2 separate regions of the Mus musculus genome follow, and region 2 is linked to region 1. A link is a loop called in an ENCODE intact Hi-C map of the cell type or tissue named here. Cell type or tissue: left cerebral cortex. All regions are shown on one strand.

What was found. Hi-C counts contacts between places; a loop is a spot of excess contacts. Peaks named below come from ENCODE experiments on the same cell type or tissue, not always from the same donor. Only the 100,000 strongest peaks of a DNase experiment are listed, where the experiment ranks them.
Region 2: a loop joins it to region 1, with 1.9 times the contacts of the local background. A loop is called at or near these places in 2 of 42 quality-filtered maps.

The regions. Positions count from the first base shown.
Region 1 is chr4:102,416,767-102,424,766 of GRCm38, forward strand. All of the region lies in intron 1 of Pde4b (phosphodiesterase 4B, cAMP specific), which reads left to right. Among named protein-coding and RNA genes, the nearest start is that of Gm52669, 73 kb to the left of the region's middle. In left cerebral cortex, no CTCF peak of the experiment used is centred here; DNase peaks (open chromatin) are centred at 4,312, 4,884, 5,808 and 7,542; H3K4me3 peaks cover 1,014 bases; H3K27ac peaks cover 1,298 bases.
Region 2 is chr4:102,348,287-102,356,286 of GRCm38, forward strand. All of the region lies in intron 1 of Pde4b (phosphodiesterase 4B, cAMP specific), which reads left to right. Among named protein-coding and RNA genes, the nearest start is that of Gm52669, 4.5 kb to the left of the region's middle. In left cerebral cortex, no CTCF peak of the experiment used is centred here; DNase peaks (open chromatin) are centred at 3,982, 5,318, 5,541 and 5,897; H3K27ac peaks cover 1,072 bases.

The sequences.
Region 1 (8,000 bases):
AACCAAGCCTGAATCCAAGATCTGTGCATAGAACCTGCTGGAACAGAAAAGCCAAAAAGAACCATCTGTAGATGCACTCCTGAAATAAAGTTTTCTGCTTGTAATCATTCCCAAGCCCAAGGATTCTCCAGTATTGCTTTGGAAGGGGCCAAGAACTACTGTTATAGAAAGTGAGCTTTACTATACAAGAAATAGCAGTCAGTGCTCACATGTAACAGCTGACAAGGCAATACTCAGGTATAAATCACACCTCTCAGACCTATTTTCTTTGAATCGCTGCCATGATAATTAACTGCAGCCATGAAAATTCATTAGGTTCAGTTTTTATTTTAAATGAGAACAAAATAATCCTTACTTCAGAGGATTATTTACAAGACTGAGATATATATATATATATATATATATATATATATATATATATATATATATATATATGCATTTATATATTATTGTAACATTTAGTGAGAAATGCAAGTCAGAGGTCACTCATTTTGCCAAGACTGACACTGGAGACTCAGTAGGTTTCTCTCAAGAAACTCAATGGACATTTTTCTTTCTTCAGTTGCACAAATTAAACTAAATCAGTTTCACTGTTAAAGAACTTACATTCCAGATATCAAGGAATGCATACAACCTCCTCCATGCATGCCAGAAAATAAATAAAAATACAAAGAGGCTAAACAATATTTCAAAAATAAGATCAACGCACAAAATCAAATGTAAGTCTATGCATCAGTAATGTACAACTTGAAAATTAAGTTAAAGTAATTATATTAACAAAGGCATCAAGAAGAATAAAGTACTTCAAAATAAAATTTCCATGAACATGCAAAGCTTCTATACCGTAAACACTTTCAAAATGTTCTAAAAGCGCTAAGTGGAAAAGCATCCAAATATACACTAAAGAAAAGAAAGATCAACTAGACTTAACTAAGATCACAAATTATATACATTCTTTGCATCTAAGAACATTATTTTGTAACTAAAAAGACAAAAGCAGACTTTTTAAAAACAGCTGAAAAGGCAAAGAATGGGAAGAAATCCACGTAAATCATGTATCTGTGAAGGGTCTGTGAAGGGTTTTCCTTCCAGAATATACCAGCAGCCGTGATAGATCTGCAGTAAGACTCTACAGCATCCAGGCTTTCAAACAAGAAAATAAATACATATTTGTTTTCTTTGGGGTTTCTGTTTCTTCATCTTACTGTGTTATGGATCAACCTAACAGTCTTGTACTAATTATGCCAGAACTCTATCACAGCTAGACCCCAGGCCTTCAGCAGAAAATTTGAGTCTTCATTTCTCCAAAGAGTATATATAAGTGGCCAACACCCAACAAAATGTGCTGGATATTACTAATTCTCTGGGATATGCAAGCCAAAACCACAATGAGCTGACCACTTTACACCCCCTCAAATGTCTACCACTAAAATGGTAGACAATAACACATGCTAGAGAAAAGACTAAGAAATTAGAACTCACATTGTGGTTGGGAAAGTTACAGGTCTTTAAAACATTAGACAGACCCACAGGCCAACCTCATATAAATATTCTGTCATTGAGACTCTTCCAAGACTATTCTTGACTGTGTCAAATTGACAATTAGAATTAACCATTATGACACTGTTGTAGATAGACAATATGTGTGACATATACAAGTATGATCTATAGTATACATGCATACTGTATGCTTTAATATATGTGATCTGTTTAGGATAGGCGAAGCACTGAGGCAGAGAGGTTAATGTGCTTCCAAGGAGGTCTGGGTAATGATGGATAGAAACTTGATATCTTTAGGGATGAGGACAATATTAAGAAATTTGATAGTGGTGACCAGTGCATAATTATATTTTTACTGTAATTGAACACTTTATAAAGGTGTATTGTTCGGCAAGTGAACCATATCTTAAGGTATTTAAAAATAAAAGGAATGCAGGATTTTTTGTTAATCCCTCTAAACTGCAAAAGAAAATAAGGTTACATTTTCTTCCTTCCTTCCTTCCTTCCTTCCTTCCTTCCTTCCTTCCTTCCTTCCTTTCTTTCTTTCTTTCTTTTCTTTCTTTCTTTCTTTCTTTCTTTCTTTCTTTCTCTCTCTCTCTCTCTTTCTTTCTTTCTTTCTTTCTTTCTTTCTTTCTTTCTTTCTTAACCCTCTTTTCAAGAGTAAAATCTTAGTTTGTCACTGCAGCTGCAGGAAGAACCTAGGGCAAATGATGAAATGAATTAACCATGCTTCATCTTTTAAAACTTCTTGTCAGAGATTCCTAGGTGGCCTTTGTACATTTATCTCTCCTTACTTACCCCAAAGCAATCCGTCCGTTGCATTCAGAAGTCACCTTGCTATCTGCTAAGTGACCAGAGCCTCAGTCACCAGTGTCTTCTTCCTCTTCGTTGACTATTGCTCAATACTTGTGTTGATTGATTGCCTTACCATTGGAGAGTATAAAGCCTTCCCTCCAAGAGTTGTTCTTGGCCAGGGAAGATGGCTTTGTGGGTAAAGAGTCTGCTGCTGTGTGAGGGCCTGGATTTGGATCCCAGCATCCGTGTAAAAGCTTCACACAGTGGCATACGTTTTATAGCTCCAGTGTTGGGGTGGGGGGAAGAAACAGGTGGATCCCTGCAGCTCACTGGCTAGTCATATAAACAAAAGGATGACATTCCGGGTTTAGTGAGAAACCTTTTCCTCAAAAAAAAAAAAAAAAAAAAATCACAGAAGATTCCCTGACAGTGTTCTCTGGCCTCCATGTGCATTAACATGGATGTGCATACATGAGTTATCCTGGCCCAAACTATTGCTTTCCCAACAATCACTTGCATTTAACCACAAATTAAGCCAACTGTCTTCTGTTCTTGTTACCCATAAACCTGTGGACCGGCATTCATTTAAATTTATGAATGAATTTTTCAGCAAACATTTGCTGAGTACCTCCATTATACTAGGCAATAAAGTAGACCCTGCCAGTTAAGCAGCGAAAGGATGATAGTCTCTTTCTTTTGAGGTGTCCCTGTGCAATGATACAAATGTGATGAATATTACGTTGTACATTAGTGACAGAGACTGCAAGGGATGACACAGTAGAGTGCAGAAGCAGGAAGGCCAGGTGCAGCCTCTGTAAGAAGTTGACATTAGAGCAATGACCTGAGAGGAACACGTGAGTGGACACTCACTCTTAGAGGATGCTTTCTCTTGGTTGGGCAAGTTTGTTGCTGGTGGGCTTTATGACACCAGAGCCTAAGCTGATGTAGCCTTATGACATTGTAGCCTAAGCTGGCCTTGAACTCAGTTCAAATCCTCCAGCTTCAAACGCACAAGAACTGAGATTCTAAATGTGTGCCATGACTCCTCGCTGAGAAGAACCTTAAAAAAATAAAACTTAAGAAAATGGACACTGAAATTTTTCATGTAGAAGAACTCCTGGCATGACACAGGAACAGCAAAAGCCCCTGGCTGAGCATGTGAAAGAGGGGCCAGAGAGATGATCACACCTGGAATTTGAGCTTATGGTGACTTTGGTTCTGATTTGGGAAATAGTGGAGATGAGCTGCAGAGTTCTGACTGGTGGATAATCTGTGATCTGGGTTTTTAATTAATTTTCTGGATGTTACTCTGAAAGTACAATGGAAGGAAACAAGAGCAAAGTCCAATTAGCAAAGACAAAAAGATCAACCTTCTTACATACATACAGGATACATACATGCATCCATACATGATACATGCGTGTATACATACATATGCATGTCAGTTGTTGCCATCACAAAAATGAGTTTGTTCCTAAGGTCAGCGTCTCTGGAGCATAATGAGGGAGAGGAAGCAAAAGGGTGGAAGCAAACCTGAAATAAACCAGGTAACCCTTCCAGGAGCATGGATCCAGCTAAAATATCCTGTTATCAGGATGTCAAATGTTGATAAATAAGAATAAAGCCCAAAGCAAAACAAAGGTGATTCCACGTAAGCCTGCCTTTTCATTTGACTGAAGATTGCTGTTGCTAGTAAAAATAATAACCATATTTTACCCAGGATCCAGAACACTGGCACCCCTGTCCTCTCTGTTTAATGTCTTTGGGGTGCGTTTATCCCTTTAGTTCCCTGGGGCAATCTAAAGGTCTTTGAATCTCTTCCTGCTGTGCTAAGTTAATGGTGACCCCGTGCCTTGAGAGATCATTGCATCTACTGAGAGACCAAGCTTCCTGGGCCAGAGTCGAAGTTTAAATGCACACCCGCATGCTGAGAGCAGTCAGGAGAGCCCACCGAAGCCTGAAAGTTGAATTCATTATTCCAGTCTCACTGTTATTTCTTTGTGTAACACAGACATTTTCTTTGCTCCATAATCCTCTGCAATGAAAAGGACTTAAAAATCTCTCCAGGGTTTCTCCGTGGCTGTAGTCTAACATATGTAAGGAAATCTGACCCCGTGTGTTAGGTGTTCTCTCGCCGTGTTCTGAATGGGCTAAACAATGCAGAACGAGTCAGACAGGAGGTTCAATAGCTCAAAATGCAATGCAAAGGGTGGAAAGAGAAGAGAGATCATTTGATTAATGTGAGCACTGTGAACTTCGGCTAAAAGAACACCACCACCCCCCATAAGCTGACATATCACCAGGCATAGGAGAGAAAATACAGAGCAAGGGACAAAATGAACACTGTTTAAAGGGGTGGTTTTCTGCAGTTTCGGATACTCAAATTCTTTGCTTCTCTGAGGTAAACTGCACGCAGTGCTACACACCCCACGGGAGGCTCTCATGCTGATTTGGCTGCACGTCAATTTTCTCATCTGATTTCTAAAGGAAGCTACTTGCGATGGTCCTCTGCAACCTCGTGTGTCGACTGCTAAGTCATTGCTTCTCACACTGGAATGATCTCTACTCCGCAATGGAGAGTGGCATGCCATCAGAAAGAAAGATGAACGGACAAAGAGCTCCGTAGAAACTCTGGCAGCGAGAACACAGAGAAACGCACGGAGATGAGCTAAGTTGCTGAGCGGTGGGCTGACAGGGTACCGGTTCAGGATGTTGCACGTGAACGACTTGCCTCCTCCCAGGAGACACTCCTGGATATGGTAGGTGTTGCTGTAGCCACCAACCTGATCTGACACTCGCAAGCAGAACTGGGAGGTGGCTTCACGCTTAAACACGAGTAATGAGAAATTTCAAATAAGCAGATGCTAGGGGCAATGTGAGCTTTGTAAGATTATACGATGTTTGGAGCCTAGTGAAAGTTCTATTACTTTTATCAGATAGTTAAAAGTTCTTTCCTTTCTGTTTTTTTTTTTTTATTTTAGAAATATAGAATAAATTGAGTGAAGTTTTTATATAATAATTATAAGTAATCTGCTTATGCAAGCCAGAGTGAAATTTGTGAATATTAATTTTTGTGAAGTTTAAAATGAGACTTTATTTGAAAATCTTTCATCTATTAAGCCCTTACAAAGAAGGTAATGAGCAATTATTATAAATCTGTAAAGATTTTTTAAAGCCATGCCTAAATACATATTTTATTTGGTTCATGGATTATGTTTTTAATCTTGTACTTTTTGTTTGTTTATTTTGGCAGTACAGGGGATGGAACCTAGGCCCTCACACGTGCTAGGCAAGCCACTATTGTATTACAACCAACCGCTAATCATGTACCCCTGAGCTATAAAAGAGACTTAAATTAGTTTTCACTGTTTTTAAAAAAATCTGCAACTCCATTTTGAGGGCTAATGGCTTTAAGAAATATGGAATTACAGGTGGATGAGTGACAAAAATGATCACAGACCAGAACCAAGCAGATACTTGTTGGTTTGACGTGAATGATTCGTGCCATTGAGCAACTCTGGCTTCATGTACTCCAGTGGAATTTTACATATATTTTAAGCCTCAGCCTTGTTTACAGTGATTCTAGAGGATAGAAAGGACGGTTGGCATAATGACTTACACAGTATCTGGTGTGGGACTTGTTACTGCATTAACTTTTCAGCAACATTGATGAGCAAATACAGAAATCACAGCACTCCAATTCCTCATTTTGAATATAATTAGTCCTCATATGTCCAACCACAATTTTTCCTGATAACATTTTTTTTTTAGAATTTAAGAGACATGAAAGGAAAAGAAACTTAGAATTCTTATTATTCCCCCAAAATGTTGACTTTAAAGGGGAAACTTGCTTAATGGGAACAAAAAGATTTTGCTTTTTTCTTCTCCTTATAATATATGTGTCTGACCATGGTCTTTAAATGAGATATAGATGTGCTTAGCACAGTATCTGGTCCAAAGAGCTCCACATATACTATCTACCTACTTCCATCTCCTTTATGTTATCTATCTCCTTTGTGTTAGTTTAAGGTTGTCATGGGCATCGCTGAAGCAATGGTCAAAGGCAGGACACAGCTCTTTGACTTATGGCGGGTTTCTGTTCTTCCAGAAGAGTGCTGTGTGAACAATATAAGTGTAATTTCTAGCGAGTGAACATATTTTAAGAAGAGAAAGGTTGGATTAAGCTTTCTTTGATCACAAATCCTCTTTGGGGATGAAGTGCTTTTGGAAGGTGAATGGGAGTCGCAGTTCAAGGAGTGGGATCCCATTCCAATGAGGCAAGATGAACCTGACCCATAAAGCCGGAAAGTCAAGCTCCCCACTTGCCAGCTTGGGTGGGGGAGGACTCCAGTTTTCTTGGCTATAAATGAGCTCCCAGGCCTTGCCTTAAAGTCTTGTGAAGCCTGAGGACTGATAAGAAGAGCCAGTGCATGTCCTGGCACAAATGAAGCACTCCAAATGCAAGTTCACATTAAAAACAAAAAATAATTTGGGAGAAAATATCTAATAAAGAAATAATGTGGGTATGATGTGTCTGCCGGTGGCATTTAAATGAGATGTACTTAGTGCATAATTTGGTCCAAGGACCTCAGTGTAGATTAGTGATCCCTGTTTTGTCTAGGTTAAGTTATCTGAAAGTTGGTTAACATTGTTGAACATACCTATCTTTTTAGCTATAATGTACTATACAATTCAACTTTTGAAATTTTTCATTTATCTCACAAAATGGTTTGATTTACTCTTCTTTCCAATACATGTTTGTTGAGCACTTGTTATTTATCAGATACTGTATTGGGTTTCTGGAAATGAAAGTTGTTTAGCTAGCAGAGAGGATGAATCAAAAAATAAATGGATTCCTATATTACTGCTACAACAGTGATGCATGTATGCATGCTTTGCCTTCGCATCACAGATGTGCCCCAGTCCAATAGGGTCATAAAAGAACTGACTCATGACTAGAATATTGATGGATAAGTAAGCTATAGGTAAACAGAAAATTGCCAGACAGGTCTTCCAGTCACAATATAGTAGAGCCAGATTTACTCAGGAGTTTAGGGTCGGGGGTGTAAGGAATACTGCCGTCCTGCTGTCCCAAGCCACAAGTAGACAGGGATTGCTGGAGACAACAACAAAAAGGCAGACCAAGCTGGCTGAACTTCACAACAGCTTCAGTTTAGTTCTGAGAGCCATGAGGAGCTCACAAGTGCATTCAGGCAGGAATGGATGCAGCTCAATGAGACACCAGCCTGGAGGCGGAGGCTACTTAGGGTGGTTTCTATGGAACCCAGGGGTACTTCCAAAGAAATAGAGTTGTGTTCTATTTTAACAGGGCAAAATTTAGACATGTGCTGCTAAGCCCACAAGAGTCTGCTTGCCTTTCTCTGTAATCTTTGAGGTATAGCAATGGCAAGTTGGAAATGGGATCACAATTTTACTGCTGAATTAAAAGTGGGAAAATATTTTCAAATTTTGACAGTGGAAGGTTTAGAAACCTACATAAGAAATTTTGTAAACTTTCTACACTTAGTGACTGGTCTCTTTTTATATAGTCGCTTAAGAGTTGAGTGAATTTATCCCAGTTGAACCTATTGGATTTACATAGTTTTTAAAGTTAGCCTATCTATGTGTTTTTTCTATTGAACTACAACTAATAACAACTTCAGATGACAAATGAAACTGCACTTTTCCTTTTTCACTTATACGCA
Region 2 (8,000 bases), 68 kb before region 1:
AAATAAATAAATAAATAAATAAATAAATAAAACAAGGCTGATGTCAGGTGATAAGGCCAATGACAGACATGGTTAAAAAGACATGTAACTGGGGAGTATAATATTTGATTTGGGTTCATCAGATCACCAAGGAAGAGAGCCATAAGCACAAGATTATGAAGTCTGGGAAGAGTAGAGCTGTCAGTGATATTTTGGAGACAGCCTGGTAGTTCAGTGACCACAAAGTAGGTTGAGGGTCAGAAGATGCAGCCAAAAGTGTGGTGCTTCTATTTTAAAAGCCCTCCGTGTACACTGGTGGGCTTGGGTCTGGCCTACTGACGTTGGTTGGCAGGGATGAAGCATTTACAAGGCCTCTTAGAAAGATTGTTCTATTTCTCATTGGTGGCCAGGAGATCAGTTAAGAGTTTGCCTTAGGAGTCTCCAGCTTGCCTGAGAGGAACTATTGGCTTGAATAGGTACTGCTATGATAATTGGACAGTTGAGGCAGAAGGGCAGGGAAGGATGCAATGAATCTGAGGTTTCTAACTTAGGGGTCAGCTGGCACATGTCAATGCTGATAAAGTATATGGAGGATAAGGTCATATTTTAAGGACAAGGAGTGAGTTATGGAATGGTTCATACCTCTGGATGTCTAAAGTATATCCCTTTAGATATTACTATTTAGTTAGTAAGAAAGCCTTTCTCTTAGGAGGAAGGTTTAGACAGGAGATAGGGATTTGAAAGTATTGGGGCTTAATATTGGCTAGTCTGTATCATGACATACGATGCTATTAATATCCACTGCACATGGTACATCAACACAGAGGTGGCTTATTTAGAGTGTTCTCTAAAAGTCCTTAGGTGTTTCTCCATCTGCTGCATGTGTGGCAGACCTACTCTGTAGTATATTTGCATTGCTGTACTTTTTCAGCCTAAATGAAACAGAAGCCCACTGCTTCATCTTTGCTCAGCATCATCACATGGAGCATTCAATGGGAAGAGGTGAACAAAATGAGGCCATACCACTCACCAGGGCTATCCTCTTTCCTCTCAGGAACAGTGTAATCGCTTCCCTGGCTTCCTTATCCCTTAGACTTACCCATGTGACTAGCTTTCAGTTCTCAAAATAAGGAGAGAGAAGCTATGCCATTATGAGGCCGAAGGTTTAAAAGTTACGTCCACCATGGAAATGTCAGCGGAGATTGACCAGGTTTCTGCAGGATGGTAATGAGCAGAGTTCCCATGTAACCCATTTTAGACCTAGAGTTGAGTGAGAAATGAAATTTACTCTGTTGAGCCACCGTCCTGGTTAGTTTGTCAACTTGACACAAGCTAGAGTTATTGAGGAAATCTCAATTGAGAAAGTGCCTCCTACAGATTAACCTGGAGTCTAGCCTTGGGGAATTCTTTGGATTTATTATTGACAAGAAAGAACTAGGCCTACTTTGGGAGGTGCATGCTCTGGCCAGGCCATTCCTGTAGGTATAGAAATGGTGAACCTGGGGTCCAGGCAATAAGCATTCCTCAGTGGCCTCTGCTTTAGTTCCTGCCTTTAAGTTCCTGCCCCCCACATCCCTTCATAGTGAACTACTACAACTATAAGTTGAAATAGACCCTATGCTCCTCAGGCTGCCTTTGGTTGTGCTCTTGAGTCACAGCAAACTAAGGCAGCCAGTAGGGCTGTGATTTTTGTTCTCAAAGAACAAACCTTTCAATCTACTGGGTAACAAGCTAACCATACACAAGTCCTACCACCAGACTCTCACTAGTTAACTAGTTGCAAGCAAGTCACACAGCTTCTTTGAGTCCCAGTTTCTTCCTTTTGAGGATGTTATTATATATGTCAGAACTTGGTGGGCATTCTTAGAGAACGAACTGAAAATACTTTATGAGTAACAGGCAGTATTATAGCCTCCGGCTGTCCTTTCAGACACTTGTTCAGTTTTAATGTATTGATTTTGTGATGCTGATTTGTCTCCTATTTGTATTGTGCTTAATCTTCTTGGACTCATTGTCTAAATACTCACCTGAGCCCCCACTAATAAAGAAAACCAAGCAAGTACAAAGGACGGGGCTGGGCACTGTGTCAGTAGGGGTTTCCTCACTGATGCTCCCCTTCCCAGTACAGCATTATAGGGAGTGCACAGATAATTTTTGTAATAAGCCTAACTCTCATGCTGGCACTGACAATATAGGGTTTTTTTATATGAGGTTTTATATAAAAGGATTACTTAGCCCACCACTTGCTAAGACTACATTTGAGAGAATCACATGGCTTTTCACATATTTGTAACCTAATGGATTAGTGTTGTTGCTTTTGCTCCATCAAGAAATGTTTTGAGGTACATAGTTTCTCAACCATTTCTCTTTGCTTCCAGTATGATCCTGTGACATCCTATGGTATCTACCACTCCGCCACAGCCCCCATCTCATTTTCTAATTGAGCTCTTGAATCATATCATTTAAAATTCCAGTGGTGTCTGGAGAAATGGCTCAGCAGGTAATAGCACTGGTTGCTCTTCCAGAAAACCTGGGCTCAATCCCCAGCCACTAACTATAACTCCAGTTCTAGGGGATCTGATGCTCTCTCTGGCTTCACTGGGCACCAGGTATAGATATAAATGCAAGTTAAAACACCTATCACATAAAATAACAATCAAAAAATAAAATAAGAAAATACAACTTTCCATCAGTTTTTTATGATATAAAATACATGAAAAATTTCATCCCTTTTAATAGAACCTGAAAATCTAAATTTACACAAGAAATGAACTCTTGATAGATATGGAAGGAAAAATACAACTCTTAGGAAATAGAAAAACAGATGGCTGGAGTTTGTCCCAGTAAGTTCATTTTGAGAAACAAAATTGGTGGATATTTGGAAGTGATCATTACTTGAGAATAATGACACTGGCTAATATAGAAAAGGGAATTAGACTGAGTGGTAGCACATTCTTTTAATCTGAGGAATTTAGGAAGCAGAGACAGGAGGATTGATGCATATTTGAAATCATCCACGGTACACAGAGAGTTCCAAGCCATTCAGAGGTACACAGTAAGATCCTTTCTCAAATACGTGGATACAAATAGAAGAAGGAAGAGTATTAATGAAGCAAAGGCATATATAAAATGGAAAGCACTGGCTTTAGAATTAGGACATAATTAGGAAATAAAAGGGGGGAAAGGAAGTTTACTTCTCATAAATGTCTGATTGGGCTAGAAAATCTATTTTTCACAGTATGGTACACATCTGAAATAAATTCAGGTTCTGAGCAGATTTAAATAGATTTATGAATACACCCACAATCTGAGCACAGAGCAGGTCACAGGAATATACATGTCTTTTATGGGGAGCTTTATGGGACCCTGTACTCTGAGAGAGAGAGCATACTTCAAGTGGTTCAAGTTTAGACAGTCCTTTGTTCTTGTTCTCATGGTGTAGTTTCTCAGAGAATGAATACCCATGGGGTTGCTGGAATCACAAACTCCAAGATCAACTTTATGTGTGCATATATGTGTGCATGCAAACATCATAAAACACTGATGAAAAAATCAGTGAGGTTTTTAGGGAATTAGCCCACACTTTTTTTTTTAACCATAAAGGAAACCAGAAAATGTTGGAACGCATAGACCTAATAACATGCAGAGTCCTGCCCCACCCCCCAGTTGAAGTGATATATCACCATGTCTTTTCCACTAGTTAGCCAGATTAATTGGAGAAAAGAAGAATATGTGTGCTGTGGCTAATCTGCTACTGTGGGGCTCTTTCCCATCAGTCCCTGCTAGCACCCTGTTGTGGGCCCCCATACAACCTGTGTGATGGCCTTTAAAAATGACAAAGTGTACTTCTTAGGTGAGGAGATGTAGCTGGCAATTAAAGAGGCATCCTAGGATTTTTTTTTTTAAAGTAACAGCAACTTCATGATTTTATTTTCCTAACATCTGTTCTATTCAAGCCAAGCCTACTGTGGTGATCCTCATGGAGACAATTCAGCAGTTTCCTAGCAACCAAGTTTCCTGTGGTTTCCTTGGTTATGAGCAATGACATAACTCTTGTGGGTAACTTCAAAAGCACAGAAGAAAGCTCTCCTGAAGAATGAGATTCCAAAAATTTCAGGTTGCTGCTTGCTGGGTGTCTATAAAGGATAAAATATCTCCTTATGGCATTAATAATACTAATGAGTGATAGGGATATTTTGGCATAAAAGCCATATGTTCAATTTTATACACTTTTTTTAGGTCTTTGTCATATACTTGCTCTCCACATCCCCCCCCCCTCTGAAATGGCATCATCTTCCTCTATCTTCTAATGAACTTCTATCTTTAGTCATAGCCAGCAGGTAAAACATAGACTCTTAAAAATTGCAGACAGATTATTTGGGAAGACAGGAGAGGTCCAGTTGCTCAAGGACTTCATAAAAATGTGACTTCTTTGCTAATCAAGCATATTTTAGAGACTTTGATGGAATTGGGGACTGTTGCTTGAGCTCATTAAGGAATTGTTAACTCCTTATAATAGCTATGGAGACATTTGAGGACTAATTTAATCTAAAAAGGCAAAAGCTACAAAGCTGGAATTCAGGAAGTGAGAGTGGGCATAGAAAGAGAACATATTTCAGGCAATTAGGGATGATTCCCCCCCCCCACCCCACCTCCGGAGCCTTAGAGGCCATATTGAATGCTTAGCAGAGTCACCTGGAAACCAATCAAAACATCAGTATAGTTGTGCCTTAGCCCATGGCACAAGTGCATCCCTTAACTGAAATGTTGAGCACCAAAAGGATTTTGAATTTGGGATTATCTGGATTTGGAAATATTTGCACACACATGGTAAGGCATCTATGGGATGCCTGAGGCTAACAGACAAATTCACTCATGTTTCTTTTATACTTTGTATGCATGAACTGCAGGCAATCTGATACACTATTTTTAGCGCACCTGCATTTTTCAGACGCCTATTCCATGAGATCAAATGTGGAATTTTCTATTTGTTCCTCATCCCAAAACTCAAAATGTTTTAGATATTGGAGCATTTTTGGCATTCCAATTTTCTGATTAAATATCTTCAATCCATATGAAATGTTAAAATTATCTAAGAACTTGGTTTGAGATGGCACAGCTCACAGTGTGAATGGGTTATTTGGACAAATCATACTAGTGAATGGTCTAGTTGACTTCTTGGCTGCTGTGTTGATGCACTAACTGAAAAACAACTGGGTTTATTTCACCTTACAAATGGTTTACTTCAGCTTACAGCTCGCAGGCAATCATCCAGGGAAGATAGGGTAGGAGCTCAAGGAGGGAGCCGGGAGGCAGGCCCTGAAGAGAAACATTGCTTACTGGCTTCCTTTCCCCAAATTGTTCAGTTTGCTTTCTTATATAATCCAGACTCATCTACACAGGAGTAGTACCTCCCACAGGGGGCTGGACCCTCCTACATCAATCATTACTCAAGACAATGCCCCACAGGCATTCCCACACAGCAATTTTTTAGAGGCACCTACTCAATTGAAATCCTCTCTTCCCAGGTGACTCTAGTCCATGCCAAGTTGACAAATACTGCACATCAGAGTGGGCAAATGTCCAACACAGGGAATGCTGAAGGCCAAATGGCAGCATCGGTAATCTAGGCAGGGATACTGGAAATCTATGGCCGAGAGCCAGGCCAGAGCTTCAGGATAGAGAAAGGAGAAGAAAACAGCATTTATTGAAGATGATTTGACAGCAGATACTTTATAGACAGCCAACCTTTCAGGAAGGTAGGTATTATCTTCTCCCTTTTTATAATACTAAGCGGCTGAGGAAAAGATACTACATATTTAAAGATACTATAAATAAAAAACTCTGGATAACATTATACCAGAGAGGCAGATTGAGATCTAGGAACTTTCTGTAGCTCTAAAACTGGCTATTTTTTCCCCTGTGTGACACATCATGTTTTTACTATTCTGTAAGGCAGTTGGAGCCAGGATCTTGCTATCAAGATGGCCTCAGCTATGAAGGTGGCTGCCCCTTGGCAAGTAGGAAGGCAGAAGTTTACCCTCATTTGTGCATCTTAGGTCTCCAGGAAATGGGCAACACTAAGTTCAGATTGGCTGAAGTAAATGGCCCCCCCCCCACCATTTGTAATGGAAACCCCTATTCACACATTTGTTCACCTAACTTTTGTCTTATCTTCAAAACTACTTTCCTAACAACCACTGTGAAATGGATAGACTTGAATTTTGACACATACATTTATGCAACCAGATGGGCAGAAACAAAGTAGTTCACACTCCTAATATGTGAAATAATAAGAACAGGAGCCCAGAAACCATTTTATACCTCTGATGCCTACTTGTTTATTCAATAAGTTTTCCTTTATTCTCGGTACAGTTCTAAATAGCATAGAGATTTCACTGAACAACACCCTTGACATTGTAGGAAACACAGAATGTAACCTATAATGACTTATAATGCTCCCACATTCTGGGAGTCAGAGATGATATGAAGTTAAACAGATGAAGAAGAGAATAAGAGTGATCTAGGAAAAGCTTTCTAGGGAGTAAGATAAGATGGAAGAGTAAGGAATGGCTAAGAGATGCTTGGATCAGAAAGACAGCTCAAAACAGAAGACACAGGAAGCTGAAAGTCTCTGAAGCTTGGGAGGTTAGAAGAACAATGCACCTAAGATTTAATAAAAACCATGATTAATGGCTTTTCACATCAATAACTGAGCTTCCTGTCATTGTTAAAAGAAGAGATGTTCAAACAAGTCCCTGAAGTTGAATACATAGGATTCCAAATCTGACCTCGTTTAATCGGACAGCTGGATGGGAGGGAACTTCAGCAGCAGTGTTTGGTTGGTAAGTCACTGTCATGATTCACAGACTTTGAGGATTATGTTAGAGTTGCATAAGGATGTCTGGGTGAAGGTCTTCTGTTGGTTGCACACTATCTCATAACTCTGCAAGAACTGAAGTTTGGGATTTGAAGACATCTCTGAACTTTTGTGCAGTTCCGTGAAAATGATGAACTCCTATAGACCTGGCTATCACCCGGTATGTTTAAGACACAGCATCATCACTTGTCCTCATAGTCTGTGCAAAGGTGTAAGTCGGAAACTGAGGATCACAAAGGGCAGGATTTCCTAAGTTCCAGAAGATCACAGGCTATTGGAGAATGAATCAATATGGTATGATTCCATGACTGTTGTATTTAGTCAGAATGGGAAACTGAGGCTAAATGGCAAAGCAGAATTTCCAAAGTCCAGACTTAAATAGCAGCGGTGGCTGAAGCTTTGTCCAGTATCACTCCAGAATCAGAGGTCTTAATTACTACTCTGTGCTCTATGGCATCATTAACTTCCCAGGATAACTAGTTTAAGCTCCACAGTAAGAGGTAATGCTGTTCAACAGAAAGTTCCTTTGGAACGAATGGAATCTCCCGTGGCTTCTATATTGCAATCTTGAGCAAGCAAGCTGTTTAACTTCTCTAAGACTTAGTTTCCTTACCTGCAAAATTTGGGTACTGATCGTTGCCTAACTGTAAAGAAAAGGGCCAGTGTAGAGTGTCTAATGCATATCATACAAGCAATCACTTCAGTGTTAGAGAGGAGACCAAGTTAAGAGGAATTATATCACATGTCTAATAGTTCAGTGTCCAGCACACAAACCAGGCATCGTGGTGAATCTTTCTTGCATCGAAATGCAGAAAAGACTTTTAAAGTGAAAACTCATAGAAACTAGTCAATTATTCTTATGAATCTGTGATATTATTTATATATATAATTTTTAAATTTTGAGATTGGGTTATATACATAAACACACACACACATATATATGCAGCACACACACACATACACACACCAAGGATTGCTTATCTCCTTGTTTTTTTATTACTTCTATATCCTTGGTCTTTGCCTCCAAGTACATGGAGACAGGCCTTTTACAATAGCGGGCATGCAAATCAAACTGCTACAACTGATTAAACTCTGATAACATTCACCGTATAATCCTCCAATGTTTTGCAAATATGCACAG